2 separate regions of the Mus musculus genome follow, and region 1 is linked to region 2. A link is a loop called in an ENCODE intact Hi-C map of the cell type or tissue named here. Cell type or tissue: heart. All regions are shown on one strand. Links, peaks and the distances in the headings refer to the core of each region. The heading gives the core; the rest is flanking DNA. Region 1 holds the start of Herc2 (HECT and RLD domain containing E3 ubiquitin protein ligase 2). Region 2 holds the start of Cyfip1 (cytoplasmic FMR1 interacting protein 1).

Region 1 (4,385 bases), core at 386-4,385, 210 kb after region 2:
TTGCACTGATTAACCAATCATGTGGTTGTGAAGTCAGGCTCCTTCCAATGGGATAATGGGATGAGATACAGTCATCACCTGCATTTAGGGATACATAACAGGGAGCACCTTGGGCATGCCTGGCTTGGGATTTCAAGAACCCTTTTTTTTTTTGAAAAAAAAAAAAAGTCACCTTGCTGAGCTACTCTTGTTTTATTCATGTGTTCTTTTGTGTGACACAAGATTATTTTACTACAAACTAAAACCAGGTCCTCTGTAAAAGTAGCCAATATTCTTAATGTCCAAGCTATCTCTTCAGCCATGTATATTAAATTACTAAAGAATAGTTTCACCTTATCATGTTCTTAAACACAAATATCCTAAAGATGATAGGAGCCAAGTTATGAAGAATTTGACAAGGACAGTCTTCCCGAGGGACTGGAAGATAGACAGCTCCCTGGTAGACATGCACAAGAGAAAGGGGACCTTGGAATATTAATGTATTTTTTCTATTGAAACATTTAAGATAGCTGACTGCCTGCTTTCTTTCTCCTCTCCAAGATAAAGACTTAGTGGGTTTTTCCTATCAGAGAGACTGTTCAGTGAGAATTTCAAATCTCCCACTAACAGGGTGTCCAGTATGGAGAAACAGCCAGCCTCCCTTTCTTTGTCTAGATTATACATTTCCCTGCAATAGCCCAAACCAGCGAGTTTAGAGAGATAGAACTACTTATTGGCAAAACATATGAAGATTTTGCCTCTGACAGAGACTATCTTTGGGTCCCTTCTCTAGTAGCTCACTCTGTCTCTGTGTATTTTGTACTTTCTTATCTCCCTCTCTGTGTTTCTGGTTTCAAGAAATCTTGGCTGAGTTTTGAGACCTTGCTTTTCCTGCTGCCTCAATCTTCAAATTGACAAATAAACACACACAGACACACACACACACACACACACACACACACACACACAAAACCTCTGCCATCCTAGACACTTCACCACATTGCCTCACTATGGTTTGAATGTCCCTTCAGATCTCCTGTTGAAATATTACAGTTTTTGTCGCAGTATTAGGAGGTGGACCCTTTAAGATGTGATCAAGTCAAGTAGACTATGCCTCATGGATCAAAATGATGTGTTTGCTTGGTGTATTCTTGCCACACATGGGTTCTCTTGCCTCTATACCATGCTATGCAACATCAGAAATGCCGTCACCAGATACCAGTGCTATGCTCTTAGACTTAGCCTCCAGAAGTGTGAGGTACAAATGCCTGTATTTATTATTCAGTCATGTTGTTACAGCAACACAAAATGGACTACAAACATCGTTTTTTTAGAGCTAGCAGACACAGTTCTAAAAATGTACGTAGGTAAACATGCTTCAGTATGTGGAGGGACGAAGGGTGTCTTGCATGAGAAGGGAGCCTAAGGGCCAGAGATGCCTCCTCGGGTGTTACCTTCTACTGGTAATTATGCTGTCATGCCTCAGGTTCAAAGCCCTGTCCACCCTAACTGTATTTTGGATGTGGTTGAATTTGAAACCTTGTTCAGATACTTTTGAGTTGAAGCAGAAGTAAATTAGAGTCACACAGTCTTTGGGAGGTGTGATAGACTGTGGATCTTTTATACTGCTTCCTGCTGCTTGAAACAGAGATGTGATGTCTGAGCTATGGCAAATCCCTTGACCCTTGGGAGTGAGTTTGAAGATACATACCAAGGATGACAAAAGACAGGTATTTTAACGTTGCAACTGGGCCACCATACCACTGTGGCATATCCCTCATTGCTGCCTTCTAACACGTGGGAAAAAAATGAACCATCGTATTTAAAACAACAAATCGCACCCAGTTCCTATTTCAAATGTTCTAAGTCCTTTCTTTGCCTTCTCATGGAAAAGTTTAATTTCCACATGCTTGAAGATTATGTTATGTTTTATTTGTAGTTATTTGATTATTCCATGATGATCAGAGAACATATTTTGTGTGATTTTAATTGCTCTTTTCTTACTCCCGCACCCCCATTCCCCCAGGGTCTCTTAACCCAGAATTCACCTGCTTCTGCCTTCCTGGTGCCAGGGTTAAAGGCGAGTACTACCAGGCCCGGATCAATTACTTTTTCTTAAATTTCCTCTTCTGTCCACTGACTCAAAGGCCAAAAGGACGCTGTCGTTAAAGCACAGGGAGCCTCGAGAACCTCGTCCCGCTGCAAATACCTTACCAACTTCGGGTCCCTGGAAGCAAACACAGTCTGGGAAGGGTTGGGACTGGGCAAGCCAGCGTGCGTGCGCACAAGTCCCACCTCCCGGCGTCTGCGGTTGGCTCTCGCTGAGCGGGTGAGTCTCAAGAAGGAAGCTGAGTCGTGCTGAAGGAAGCGGAAGTTGGGGGAGGGGCGTGCGACGCTGCTCGTCCATTGGCTGAAGCCGTCTCTCACCCTTGCGCTATTGGGCGGGCGCAGCCATGCGTCAGCGTGCGCTTCGGGCCGCAGACTGGATCGCGAGCGCCGGCCGGCTCCTGCAGGGAGTGTTCCCTCAGCCGGCTGGCGGAGCAGGCGGCGCCAGGGCTGGCCGAGCTGGGCCGAAGGAGGGCGGAGGGGCCGAAGACGGGCGGCGCCAGGTCCGGGAGAGCGGGGCCCGGAGAGCGGCGGGCGGAAGGCGGGCGTTGGCGCGGAGGAACCAGGGCCTGTGCGCCTCGGAGGCCGCGCAGTCACGGCTGTCTTTTTAGTATTTAGGCGATTGTTGTAGATTTATCTGCAGACATGACTTTTGTTTATTTACCACACTCCGCCGGACTGCTGTAGGTATAGCGGCTGATGCACACTGGTGTCATTTGTCGTTGCGATAGTGAGTTTTTTTTCCTGACGTGTGTCTGTGTGTGTCCCTTTGGATTTAAAGGAGTGGGATGACATTGTGCAGTGGTCGCCGGTGACCACTGTAGGTCCGGCCGGCGTATTGGGAAATCCCAGCGACTCTACCTCTATTGGAAGTGGTATTTCCCTCCCTTCTCCCGTTCTGGGGCCAGCTTTCCCTCTCATCCCTCATCCTCTCGTCCCCTCCCCCAGCTCTCCTTCCCTGTTTTATGTTCTGTCTCGGCCGCGTTAAACAGCAGGATGGTGTAAATAGCAGTTTAAAGAAGCTCGAGGGCTCCAGCGTTTGTGTTTGACTTGCAGGTCTGACCACCCGGAGGAAACATGCCTTCTGAGTCTTTCTGTTTGGCTGCCCAGTCTCGCCTTGACTCCAAATGGTTGAAAACAGATATCCAGGTGGGGTGAACATGGTTTTCTCTTTTCTTTGTGTGTTCCTGTCTCTATAAAAAATGTTTGCTTGAGGAGAATGTGTGAGTGAATGGCAATTAGATCTTGTCTTAGGAAGATTATTTCTTATAATTTACAATGTGACATTTATTATGACTGTTGAAGAGATGCTATGTGGTTGTGGCTTAATTGAAGTTAGTTGTAAGTGCAAGAAACTTGAGATCCAGTTATGCAATTTTTCAGTATTTTTATTCTGGAGGCTTATTTTTATTTGTTTATTTTTTTAAGACAGGGTTTCATATTCCCAGGCTGGCCTTGAACTCCTCAGTGTAGGTGAGGATGACCTGACATCCGATCCTTTTGCCTCCACCTCTTGAGTGCTAGCATTGCAGCACCTTAACACCTTGCTGGGATTATGTGGTATAGTTAGGCAGGTATTTTACCAGCTGAACTCCATCCCAGGTCCTGCCAACATTCTTAATCAAGACTTGACTGTTGTTTGTTTCTTTTTCTTTTTTTCCCCCCTCTTATTTTTAGAAAGGGTCTCCCTGTTAACTCACTGTGCCTGGCTGGCCTCTGCATCCTGAGTCCTGGGATGAAAGGCATGTCCTGATATTTTTGCTATTGATTTTGTATGTCCTGATACTATGCAGGGAAGCAGGAAAGTGATATGTAGTTAGCATTTTCTGCGATTTTGTATTTGTTCTCCCGGAGAGGTGACAGTTTAGATGAGCTGTTGGTTTTATATGTCATCTGTAATTAAGAGAAATGCTCAGATTTTCACACCAGGAACAAGAGAAACAGAATGCTGGCTTGTGATGGTAATGTTTAATAAAGTAATTACAAGTGTTATCAGGAAATTATTAACTAAATGATCACAATAAAATTTTTGTAGATGGTTCCCTATAAGCTACTGTTGTTTATGAATAGTTTGGAAGAGTACTTTTGGATCTGGATATCACCAGCTTAAAAAAAGTGTCTGAGATGTTTCTATTGTCTGTGTATTCTTTCCTCCTTTTCGAGGCGAGGATGCTGAACACATTAAATATTTGTCAAACAATCGACTTTTTGTAACAGTCTTACGGATAGCTTATTATCAGCAATCACTACTGTAAGGCAGCGTATGCAGCGATTGATTATGGAGTTTTATAAATGGAAAG
Region 2 (4,389 bases), core at 163-4,162:
TTTAGTATAAAAAAAGTTGCATTGATGAAATATTGTAAAAACAAATCAATCTGTTTTTCCTCCCAGCCCCTGCTCCCAGAATGATCACTGTGAGACTAACAACTTTTTAATAAATGCCTAGGCCACGAGCATTGGCTCAGTCCCTGACTAGATTGTAACTTATCTAACCCTTTAAACTATTCTATGTCTCACACACTGTTAGTTACCTCTCCTCCAGTCCCAGCCTGCTTCTTCCTTTGTGTCTCCTCAGCTTCTCTCCCTCAGAGACTTGCTTGAATCCTTCACAGTCCCTCCCTATGGGTTCCTTTTATATTCTCACTATTTCCCAGAATCTCCTCTCTTCTTGCCAGTGTCCCATCTCCTATTTGCTGCCTCAGCTCATTGGGCATAGGCATTTTTAGTGACAGGTGACACTGAGATTCTCTCTACAGCATATAATGATATAATTCAAATTGCTTGTCGGATAGTTAAATGCCAGTATTGAATCTTAATCTCTAGATTACAGTTCTGTGGAAGCAGGGGAACATTGTCAAGCATGCGTTTTGTATTTTTGCTGCGCCAAGGAATCAACATGTTACATTTGTATTATCATTATAGTTTAGGTTTTGTAATTTTTATTATACTCTTGTTATGCATATGTAGAGAAGCTACAAGGATTATACTTTTGAATAAGTTTAACATCTCACATTTTGTGGTAAACCTAAGATGGTGAAAACACTGATGTGTGTCTGTTGTAAATACAATTACACGAGTTTTATTTTTCTGATATTAAAAGTTACTTAGTAAAGATTTATTTCTGTTAAGTTGGGGAAAACAAACTGGTGTGGGAGTTAGGCATGTTGGTGAATGCCTGTGATTTCAGCACTTGAGGGATGGAGACATGATCTGGTGTTCAAGGCTAGCCTGGGTTACATTAGTTACTGTCAGACCCCAACGACAAACAAAATGTCCAAATTCTTAGCAGTAAGGAGGGGCGTCCGGAGTGAAGAAGGGTAGGAAGTTTGGAGCTATTCTACTAAGTTCAGCATTAAGATGTATGTTAACTAACTTTTCCCTTCCTTTTCTGCGGGTTTAGGGAGGGCAAATTCAAGTCAGGTTTTCTGTTGTCAGCCATTCCTAGGAGTCTGAACTTGAGTTTGCCAGTCCTCAGAAGGCAGATGAGATGGTAGCACTGTTACTTTAGGGGCCAGAATGGGTTCTTCCTTGGGTCTGGAGCATTTTACATGCCGCTCCAGCCTTGCACCCACCATTTAATACATACATGCGCCCCTTCTCTGTCATGGTTGTACCTTCTGTATCTCTTTTGAAGTTCAACCAGAGGCAGGACAGGAGGCAGTGAAAATTTGGGGGACATGCGGAGGAAGATAAGCCCATCACTCATGGATTTACTGAGGCTTCTCACCATCACTGAGGACAAGTTATAGGAAAACGAATGTTGAATTCCTATGGCCCATGTATGGGCTCACTGGCCCACACCCAATTGCTGGGGGATCCAACGCCCTTTTTGGACCTTTGCGGGCACCAGGCACTCTCGTGGTGCATAGACACACAAGCAAGCCAAACATTCATACACATAATGAATTCCTTTTTTTTAAATTTTTTTTAAAGTATCTTTAGTAAAACTTCCAGCTCTATGCTGGCTAGTCCTGGAATTCTTTCCTCATTTGGCCTTAGCTTCAACAGAGGTCCCCCAAATCAGGGAAAACTCTTGAGGCTGGTGAGCATGGCAGTGTGGCGCTGAGTCTTCATCCTCTCCCAGCCGGCTTGACGGGTGGAGCCCACCAAGCAAATCCCGGCTTCCTTTGCTGCGGTGACCTGAGCAGCAAGCGGCAGGCGGGGCTACGGTACGGGAGACTTGGGGAGACTTGGGGGCCGACCGGGCTGGCCTAGAGGAGCCGGACCCAAGGCAGCCAGCGGGAGGAGGGAGGAGCGCCGGGAGGAAGAGGCCGAGCCGAGCAGCGCCGCCCCGGAGGAAGGGGAGGAGGCCGGGTGTTTCCTGGTGCATTCCCGACCCGCCCAAGTGACTCATTGGGGTAGGAAAGCTCCCGGGGCCCGCCCTGGACAACCGAAGGCGGCGCAGACCAGGTAAGGGCGGTCGCCTGGCCTCGGGGTCCTTGCTCCACTGTAGTCCGGTGGGGCGAGCCTGCAGACGGCCTCGGCGCAGCCTCCGGGACCGCACGGCCTCCCGGGATTGCCTCCTGGGCTCTCGAGTCTCCCGGTCTCTGCACGGCAGCTCCGGAGCCCGGGACTCCCGGCCCAGCTCGGCGGCTCCAGGGCTCCCTCCCCGGAATCACATTCCAGAATCCCCCGGCCACGGGCTTCCCAGTGCAGATTCCCTGTTCCCTCCGCGCTGCACAACTTGCACTCCGGTGGCCCGGCTCCCGCGTCCCGGACCCCCGCGTCCCCGAACCCCCGCCCCGACTCACCCTGGATACTAGGATCCCAGATCTCGCGCTTCCGGCACGAGGTTTAGCTCCAAAGAGGAAGAGACAACGTTAATATTTAGTATTTTACTATTGAAAAGTAAGGAGCGACGAATAGTTTATGTTGCACTAAAGTGGCAAAACAACCCCGAGTCCACCATGGTTCTGCCTTCAGAGGAAAGGAAGGAGAGTGTGGTCTAGGGAAGCCGTCCTCAGATTCTTGGAGAGAGGCATTTTGGGCTTTGTTAAGGAAACGGGATTGTTCAGGAGCAGTAGTGCGCCGCCGCACATTCGTAACGAATTTTGTACTTTAAGCCTAAAGCATCTGCGTAATTTGTAACATTTCGTGAGTGTGAGAAAAGAAGGAAGAGATATGCAACTGGGGATCGGTGAGGGCGAGGCAGAGGGAAGCATCGGGCAATCCGTGTGTTGCATGGGGGAGCCCAGAGATTTCTCTTGGTTGTCGGCTAACAGATCGCTTAGTTGAGTCGTGTTTGAAGCACCGCTGGTACTGGGGTACTCCTACAGGTACTGATACTGAGATCAGCGCTTGCCAAGGTGGGGGTATTGATCCTAGACCCTGGCCAAGTTCACTGGCTGGAAGTTGAAGCACGCGAGACCGGTGGTATACCTGAATACCAGCCTTCCCCTAGTTCTGAGTATGTTAGTGGTTCTTATTAAAAAGCCTACAAGCACATAGCCTGAAAGAATTAATTCAGTTTTTAAATACATGTAAGTTACTGCAGACATGCATTGTAAGAATTCAGTAGGAATGTTGCGGGGAATACTTCTCTTTCCCTCTTCCCCTAACAGCATCTTCCCTGTAACCTTGATAAAATGCTGCAGTTGAAAAGTCTCTCTAAGAAAATACATCCTCTAAGTATTTGTGTATTTGAGGAAGTATGTATTAAGGTTTTTTTAAAGAATAAACACTGTATGTGTGTGTTTGTGGTATGTGTGTTTTTAGATGTGGGTGCACAGGTGTGTGAATGTGTTTGTATGTGCATGTAGAGGCCCGAGGCTGATTTGGCGTTTTCCACCTTATTCTTTGATACAAGGTCTCTCAGCTGAACTTAGAGTTCACTGATTGGACTAGTCTTGCTCGCCAGTTTGTTTCGGAGGTCCCCTGTCTCCGCCTTGGAAGCAATGGGACTTGAGGGAGGTTGCCATGCCCATTGTCGTTTATGTGGGTTCTGAGATCTGAAATCCTGTACGGCTATCCACTGAGCCATCTCCCTGGCACTTAAGCGTGTTTTTAACTTTACATATAGTAATATTCATGCTTTGGAGTGTTGACTGCCACTGTAATTAAGATGCCAAACTGGTTCCTATCACCTCAAGATTTTCTTTCCTGTGTCCCTTGTAGTGAGGTCTTTCATACCATCAACTCTTGGCAACTGCTGATCTTTTCATAGTGCTATTTTGCTTTCTCCAGAAAGTCCTGTGGCAATCTTGGAGTCTGCATTTAAGATGGTTCTATGTTCTCAGTAATAAGTATGGGGGTGTTGGGGAGGGGGTGGCTATATTTAAGGCCGTCCAAGGTGTTTTACCAGCCAAACACCATTAAAGTGAAAAATTAATGATTTTATATATATATATATATATATATATATATATATATAATATTATTTGGTTACAAAAACACTAGTCAAATATGTCTGTAAGAAGTAAAGTCAGTGCTTTGAAAAGTAGAGCCTTGGGAAGGTGGGGTGGCATGCAGGGAGTATAGGTGCATACAGTGGGTATAGGTGGCACACAGTGAGCATAGGTGGCACACAGCAGGTATAGGTGACACACAGTAGGTATAGGTGACAGACAGGTCTGACAACTTGAGTTACAACCCACAGTGGAAGGAAAGGACTAACTCCTGAAAATTGTCCTCTGACGTCCACAAGGACACAGTGATTTGTGCCGAAATACTTACTCTCTCTCCCTATGAACACACTCCATACACAAATAATAAATA

Evidence for each region. Hi-C counts contacts between places; a loop is a spot of excess contacts. Peaks named below come from ENCODE experiments on the same cell type or tissue, not always from the same donor. Only the 100,000 strongest peaks of a DNase experiment are listed, where the experiment ranks them.
Region 1: it touches region 2 in a loop (4-fold over the local background); 4 of 42 quality-filtered maps call a loop at or near these places.

What each region holds. Positions count from the first base shown.
Region 1 is chr7:56,047,715-56,052,099 of GRCm38, forward strand. Herc2 (HECT and RLD domain containing E3 ubiquitin protein ligase 2) reads left to right here and starts at 2,441. Exons shown (of 93, transcript NM_010418.2): 1 at 2,441-2,588; 2 at 3,142-3,234. The coding sequence starts at 3,163. Gm34121 (predicted gene, 34121) reads right to left here and starts at 2,336. Exons shown (of 3, transcript NR_166588.1): 1 at 2,028-2,336. In heart, for the core only: a CTCF peak has its summit at 2,529; DNase peaks (open chromatin) are centred at 2,387 and 3,047; H3K4me3 peaks cover 2,616 bases; H3K27ac peaks cover 1,774 bases.
Region 2 is chr7:55,840,223-55,844,611 of GRCm38, forward strand. Cyfip1 (cytoplasmic FMR1 interacting protein 1) reads left to right here and starts at 1,849. Exons shown (of 31, transcript NM_011370.3): 1 at 1,849-2,085. In heart, for the core only: a CTCF peak has its summit at 2,016; a DNase peak (open chromatin) is centred at 1,969; H3K4me3 peaks cover 2,515 bases; H3K27ac peaks cover 2,317 bases.